Linked DNA regions of Homo sapiens: region 2 is linked to region 1. A link is a contact called in ENCODE Hi-C or POLR2A ChIA-PET data. All regions are on one chromosome and are shown on one strand. Each heading gives the region's core, a stretch centred on a gene start or an enhancer-like site at or near the end of the contact. The rest is flanking DNA. Distances are from core to core; before and after follow the strand shown. Region 1 holds the start of ZNF777 (zinc finger protein 777). Region 2 holds the start of ZNF786 (zinc finger protein 786).

The links. Hi-C counts contacts between places; a loop is a spot of excess contacts on that map. ChIA-PET counts read pairs that join two places held with the same protein, here RNA polymerase II (POLR2A). Pooled maps may share reads with other maps.
Region 2: a map of naive thymus-derived CD4-positive, alpha-beta T cell shows a loop between it and region 1 (12-fold over the local background). The contact joins the promoter of ZNF786 here to the promoter of ZNF777 in region 1. A Hi-C loop is called at or near these places in 1 of 168 maps with a recorded cell type or tissue (naive thymus-derived CD4-positive, alpha-beta T cell), 1 of 37 single-sample maps with no recorded cell type and 10 of 50 pooled maps. POLR2A ChIA-PET finds 5 or more read pairs at or near these places in 1 of 52 experiments (naive thymus-derived CD8-positive, alpha-beta T cell).

The regions. Positions count from the first base shown.
Region 1 is chr7:149,459,079-149,462,791 of GRCh38, forward strand. It overlaps ZNF777 (zinc finger protein 777), which reads right to left and starts at 1,984. Exons shown (of 6, transcript NM_015694.3): 1 at 1,737-1,984. RefSeq lists silencers at 645-1,004, 1,015-1,094, 1,385-1,454, 1,625-1,964.
Region 2 is chr7:149,089,035-149,092,661 of GRCh38, forward strand. It overlaps ZNF786 (zinc finger protein 786), which reads right to left and starts at 1,684. Exons shown (of 4, transcript NM_152411.4): 1 at 1,589-1,684. The coding sequence starts at 1,606. RefSeq lists silencers at 1,626-1,925, 2,046-2,535.

The sequences.
Region 1 (3,713 bases), core at 734-3,233:
CCTGAGCCCAGAGTAAGGCATGTAAACATCTTCGTTTGATTTTATTTTCTCATGAGTTTTTTTTTGATTAAAGAATTGGGATGCTTTTTAGAAAGCTATATATCCTGCCTCCTTCCTGTGTACACAATAGGAAACTGAGGCTCAAAGGCACTGACTCCCATGCAGTAATCCTCTCACTAGCACGGCCAGGGCGTCTCAAAGAGCAGGTCTGCGGGAGGATCTGAGGGATGATTTTTTAAGAGTGTCTTCCTGAAGAGGAACATCAGCCCCCAACCCCTGAGAAGCTTACTCCCCAGACACCATCTGTCAGGGCACTCAAAGTTTAGCCTACGACCTTCCAGACGCAGAGGCCGGAGGCAGAGGCTGGAGCTCAGAGGGTCACCTGCTCCCACCGCGGAGATGCCCAGCTGGGCGCTGCCCGGCCTCCCCCGCCGCCCCCGACGGGCCGCGTCCGCTGCCAGGGCGGCCCAGCCCCTCACCCAGGGGCGGCCGCCGCCAGAGCCACCCCCTCCCCGTCCAGGCCCGCAGCCCTCTGGGCAGGCCTTTCTGGGGCTGCCGCACCGTGCCACGGATGCCTTGCTACGTGACCTTGGGGCCGGCAGGGCGGGTCGCCGCCAGGTGTCTGTGCCTCAGTGTCTCCGTTCTGCGAAATGGGAGAGCCGCGTCAGCGCCGCGCCCGGGCCGGGGAAGGCTCCGCGGGGCCGAGCTCTGCGGAAAACGTGCCGGCGGCTACCCCGACGGACGCAGCGCGGGCCCCGCAGGGAGCGAGCGCGCCTCCGGGCGCCCCACCTCGGGGCCGCGTGTGTGCCGGGCCGGGCGTGAGAGCAGCCTCCCTCGCACGGACGGCGGCGAGGCCCGTAGCCCTCCCCCACCGCCCGGGTCAAGACGCGCGGGCCCCCTCCAGGGCGCCCCCACCCCCCGCGCCAACGTCGTAGCGTTTCTGCCCCTTACCGAGATCCCAGGCCGGGCCGCCGAGCCCGGGACACGCAGGCCGTCCCCGGGGCCCCGAGGCCGCGCGTCCGTGCGCGCGCGGGCCGCCCTCACAGGAGCCGGGGCCGCCTCGGCCATGGCCCTGCGCTGTCCGGCCCGGGCCCCCGGAGTCGCCGCCGCTACTGCCGCCGCCGCTACTGCGCGCGGCCCCACGCAGGCCCGGCCGCCCGGCGCTCTCCGCAGGCGGCGCCGGCCCAGCCCTGTCTTCCCCGCCGGGGCTCGCGCGCGGCCGTCGGGCCCCGGCCTGCTCGGGGCGCGCGGGGCGAGCGGGCGCGGGGTCGCGGAGCCCGAGCGGCGGCGTCGGAGCTGGGCGCGCGGCTGTGCGGGCGGCCCGGCCGGCTGCGTCCCGGCGGCGAGCTGGGCCCCGGCCCTCAACGGCGGCCCCCGGCCCGCGCGCCGCCCCTCTGCGGCCGCGGCTGGGACCCCAGCTCCGGCCCCGGCCCCGGCTGCGAGCTGCGCTGCCGTCCCGGCGCCTCTTTAGCAGGGGAGCTGCACAGCAGCTGCCATGTTGCTACAAACTGCATCCTGGGAGGCATGTCCCTCTCAGGCCGTTTAAAGAGAAACACTCCGAGGCTCGTCGGAGGCTGCCGGAACCCAGACAGCTCCATCTACAGCCGGTAGGAGCGAACAGTGTCGAGCGAGCCGCCCGGCGGCGACGGACACGCCCTGAGCCCGGGCCAGCCCGTCGTGGAGCCCGGGCCGAACCGCCGGGGCCTCCCACCCTCCAGGACCCTCCGGCCTCTCACCTGGGGTCCTCGCCTGCCCAGGCACCCTCGGGCGAGGCCGGGAGGCGCGCGGGCGGAGGCGCAGTCGGAGCGCGCAGCCCAGGCGACGTGCTGGGGTCTGGAGGCGGCTTGATTGGCTCCGACAGCCTTCCTCCCGCCGATCCCCTGCGCCTCTCACACCCAGAACCCGGGGTCGTTCCCTTTCAAAACCTGCGCTCACAAAGGGATCTAAGAAACCCGTCACACCAGAGAAAGCCCGGAGTTCATGTGACCAGCTCAGTGCAGCCCGGGTTCCAGGGACGCGGGCTGTGCTTCCAAGGGGAGCCAGGGGGTTGGGTGCTTTTGTGAAATGCCCGAGTGTTGTTTTCGACATGAAAGGACCGAATTCCTAGAATCAGACCCTGCTGGGGCTGGAAGTGGCCAGACGGGTCATTTAGGAGGAAACTGAGGCCGAGTGGGCAGCGACTTGTTTACCCTCAGTCACAGTATGAATGAATGCTCTTTGTAACCATGAGAAGTCCCAAAAGAAATGCAGGAGCTTAGAGTTGAGAACTCCCCTTCCTGGACAGGTCCACTTAAACATGTATTAATTGAATACCTACGAGGTGGCGAGAACTGGGGATGAATTGAAAAGGAAAAAAAAAGAAGAAACTATAGGCAGGCGTCCTGGTTACTAGCGATGAAGCCCAACTGGAACTAACTTAAGTGAGGGAAGACGGCGGGGGGGAGCAGAGGACATTGTGTTTACCTAATGGAACCCCAGGAGTGGAGCTGGTCTTGGAAGGCAACAGGACTCAGTATGCTGGCAGCTCAGATAATGGAAAGTTATGGCCAGACGTGGTGGCTCATGCCTGTAATCCCAGCACTTTGGGAGGCTGAGGTGGGCAGATCACGAGGTCAAGAGATCGAGACCAACCTGGCTAACGTGATGAAACCCTGTCTCTACTAAAAATACCAAAATTAGCTGGACGTGGTGGCGCGGCCCTGTAGTCCCAGCTACTTGGGAGGCTGAGGCAGGAGAATCTCTTGAACCCGGGAGGCAGAGGTTGCAGTGAGCCGAGATCGCCCCACTGCACTCCAGCCTAGGGGACAGATCAAGACTCCGTCTCAAAAAACAAAAAAAAGGAAAGTTACAGATAGAGGTAAGGCCAGAGCTATGCATCCTGTCCCCTCCCTTCCCGGAGGCTAGAGTTCTCACCCAGGTCTTTATGCATTAACTAACATGTGTGCATTCGTAAACAATGCACACTACTGGTTTTGGTATTTTTACATTTTATGTGAATGATATTATCCAGTCCCTATCCTGTTGCAACTTGCTTTTTTCCATGGGTCATTTTGTTTTTGAGATACAGACATGTTTAAACAAGAATATCTGGTTCATTCATTTTACCCACAATATAGTATTTCATTGAATACATAAACTACAGTTTACGTTCCATTCCCCCTAGAGGAATGAGAACAAACCTGCTGCCAGCGACATCTGCATGCATGTCTCATTGTGCACTGCTAAAGTGCGTCTCTAGAGACGCCTAGACATGGGACTCTGGATGGCAAGAGCACCTTCATCTTTCCCCGGCTTCCCGAACTGCTCACTGAAGGGATGGTGCCTACTTACACACCCACTATCGTGTGATTTTCTCTTTCCCCATCCTGGCTCATACTTACTGATAATGGACTCAGAACGTTTGCCGACATGATGACTGTGAAATGGTAGCTCATTATTTTAATTTGTATTTGTATTTCCCTGATTAATGAAGTTGGACATCTTTTCATGTTTACTGACATTTGGTTTCTTCCTCTGTGAATTTCCTCTTCATATCATTTGCCAATGTTTCTGTTGTGAGATCTTTTTCTTATTGGCTTATAGGTATTTCATTAAAAATCTATTCTGGATCTTAATCATATCACCAAACATTTAATGTGATTACTAATACGATTGCATTTAAATCTACCATCTTACTAGTTATTTTCTGTGTGTTCCAGGTGTTCAGTGATACC
Region 2 (3,627 bases), core at 434-2,933, 370 kb before region 1:
CAAGCTCCGCCTCCCGGGTTCTCCCGCCTCAGCCTCCCGAGCAGCTGGGACTACAGGCTCCCGCCCACACGCCCAGCTAATTTTTGTTTTTGTATTTTTAGTAGAGACGGGGTTTCACCGTGTTAGCTAGGATGGTCTCGATCTCCTGATCTCGTGATCCGCCCGCCTTGGCCTCCCAAAGTGCTGGGATTAGAGGCGTGAGCCACCACGCCCGGCCCTGTTGATCATATATGTAGCTAATTTATTTTAATTTTGTATAGTGTTCCACCGTCTGAATGTCACAAGTTTGTTTGTTTTTGAGATAGAGTCTCGCTCTGTCGCCCAGGCTGGAGTGCAGTGGCGCCATCTCAGTTCGCTGCAACCTCCACCTCCCGAGTTCAAGCAATTCTCCCTACCTCAGCCTCCCGAGGAGCTGGGATTACAGGCGTCCGCCACCACACTCAGCTAATTTTCGTATTTTTTAGTAGAGACAGTTTTTCGCCATGTTGGCCAGGCTGGTCTTGAACTCCTGACGTCAAGTGATCTGCCCACCTCGGCCTCTCAAAGTGCTGGGATTACAGGCGTAAACCACGGCGCCTGGCCTGAATGTCACAAGTTTTAAAATCCATTCTTTTACTCATTAATAATTTATTTTCAGGTCTGTGATTTGGCTGTTTATATCCTTTCCCCATATATATAGGTATGTATATATTTTTGGAGACGGAGTTTCGCTCTTGTTGCCCAGGCTGGAGTGCAATGGTGCAGTCTCGGCTCACTGCAACCTCCGTCTCCCGGGTTCAAACAATTCTCCTGCCTGAGCCTCCCGAGTAGCTGGGATTACAGGCGCCCGCCATCATGCCAGGCTAATTTTTTGTATTTTTAGTAGAGTTGGGGTTTCACCATGTTGGCCAGGCTGGTCTCGAACTCCCGACCTCACGTGATCCACCCGCCTCGGCCTCCCAAAGTGCTGGGATTACAGGCGTGAGCCACCGCGCCCGGCCTAATTCATTTAATAATCAGCAAAAATCCTCAACATTAAAGTTTACAAGATAAAAATACCCTCTAAACCTCGATTTTAAGAAACCACTAACTTAATTTTTTGTATCCTCTTCTACTCTTCCCAACGTATCATCTTACACTCAACCCAAATCACGCTAGACAATAAATTCTGACATTGAAGCCCCCGCCAAACACCATTTCAACCATTCGGAATCTTAAACTTTTTGGAACAGTTGTTCTGATTTCGGTGACTATGATGTAAAACTGGTTGACCTGTAACATCCACCTCTGGCCCCAAACCTTTCTATCCTTTCCACCGTCCGCTCCCCGTCCGCCCGGCATCCTCGCCCAGGCTCCGCCCCGCTCCTAGGTCGGCCTCGGTCCACGCTCGGCTTTGTCCAGGGGTTTGGCCACGGACAAGCCGCGGGAGCGGAGGCCACCTGCTCACCGCAGGGCCCGGAATCCACATCCCCAGCAGAAGCAGCCTGCAGACTCCGTCCTACCCGTGCACCGCGCGCACTCACGGGGACCCCAGGACACGGGCGAGCCCGGAACCCGAGGACCCACCACGACCCCGAAACCGGGCGTCCAAACAGGCTAGCCCGCTTACCCGAGGCGGCTCCGCCATGGTCCCCGCGGTCCCGCCCGGCCCTGGCAAACCCGACCGTCTCCGGCGGCTCCGCAGGAACCTGCCCTGCTGCGCACTGACTCCCCTCCGCTCCGCCCCAACCCGACTCCCACGCACAGCCCGGGTGGCCCCCAAACGCAGCGCCGGCCGGGCGCGGTGCATGCTGGGACCCGGCGCCCGGCCGCGGCTGCCGCTCAGTCCTACAGCGCCTCCTGCGGGAGGAAGAAGCGGCGCTGCCTGAGCGTCGGTCCTCAGAGGAGGGACCCAGGGGCCCGGGCGCCCTCAGAGCAGGCCGCAGCACGCCGGTCTTTGAGGGACCCTCGGATTCCCGGGATCTGGGGAGGGAAGCGGTCAGAGACAAGCTGAGGAGCTGGCCGGAGGGGAAACGGAGGGGCAGGACATGGAGAGATCAGGGACAGGGACAGGGAGAGATCAGGGACAGGGACAGGGAGACGCGCTCCACAGAAACCCAGACTGAGAGGCAGCGAGAGGGGAACCTCCGGTGCGGTTCCTCCCAAAGCCGCCCCCGAGACAGGCTTCGTCTGTGAGGGGGTCCCGGGAATCCAGCGAGGCCGGAAAGTGGGTGGGGGGCGCGCGCTGCCCGCGGTGGCCCGGGGCATCCGTCCCGCCGGGGGCGCGGAGGCCGTGGGGGCCCCATGCTTGTCCCGCCGGGGACGCGGAGGCGGGGTCCGCCCACCAGGTCCGGTCGCCGTGGGTCTAGAGCCCTCCGGGCTCCCCGGGCGGCCACGCTCCTTCCTTAGCAGAGAACGGCCTTGGGCAGAGACCCCATGCGGAAGCCACCCCGGCCTCAGGGCCGCCTGCAGGGACTCAGGGTGGCCCAAGGCTGCGGTCGGGCACCCCGGGCCCCGGCAGGAGACAGAGACAGAGTAGGAGGAGAAGACGGAGGAGGCCATGACACAGGGCGTGAGAAACACGAGAACGCAAGAACAGGGGAGAGGTGGGGAAACCAGGAAGAGACAGAAAGGAGAGAGGGCGAGGAAGGGGGTGGCGATTGTCTCCAGAAAATCAACCTCGCATTCTGTCTTAGTCATGTCTTAGGTGTCAGGCTGAAGTAGCAAAGGAAAAGTGTGTAGTTTGGAGAGGATGTGCATAAGAAATAAAATAGTCCCTGCGTAGGCTGAGGAGCATATACGCATCTGTGTTTGCCACAGAATCGTGAAATGTACATGCACCTTACTGTTTAACGTTTTTTATTTTTACAACTGTTATACAGTACAATTTTTTTTTTTTGGAGACAAAGTCTCACTCTTGTCACCCAGGCTGGAGTGCTGTGGCGCAATCTCGGCTCACTGCAACCTCTGTCTCCTGGATTCAAGCAATTCTCCTGCCTCAGCCTCCCGAGTAGCTGGGATTACAGGCATTTGCCACCACGCCCGGCTAATTTTTGTATTTTTAGTAGAGACGAGGTTTCACCATGTTGGTCAGGCTGGCCTCAAACTCCTGACCTTGTGATCTACCTGCCTCGGCCTCCCCAAGTGTTGGGATTACAGGCGTGAGCCACCGCGCCTGGCTTTTTTTTTTTTTTTTTTTTTTTTTTTTTTGAGACAGAGTCTTGCTCTGTCGCCAGGCTGGAGTGCAGTGGTGGGATGTCGGCTCACTGCAACCTCCGCCTCCCGGGTTCAAGCTATTCTCCTGCCGCAGCCTCCCGAGTAGCTGGGACTACAGGCACGCGCCACCATGCCCGGCTAATTTTTTGTATTTTAGTAGAGACGGGGTTTCGCCATGTTGGTCAGGCTGGTCTCGAACTCCCAACCTCAGGTGATCCACCCGCCTCGGCCTCCCGAAGTGTATACAGTACAATTTTTTAATGTATACTGCTATGAACTTTTTTTTTTTTTTTTTAGACGAAGTCTTGCCCTTGTTGCCCAGGTTGGAGTGCAGTGGCACGATCTCAGCTCATTGCAGCCTCTGGGTTCAAGTGATTCTCCTGCTGGCCGGGCGCGGTGGCTCAGGCCTGTAATCCCAGCACTTTGGGAGGCCGAGGCGGGCGGATCACGAGG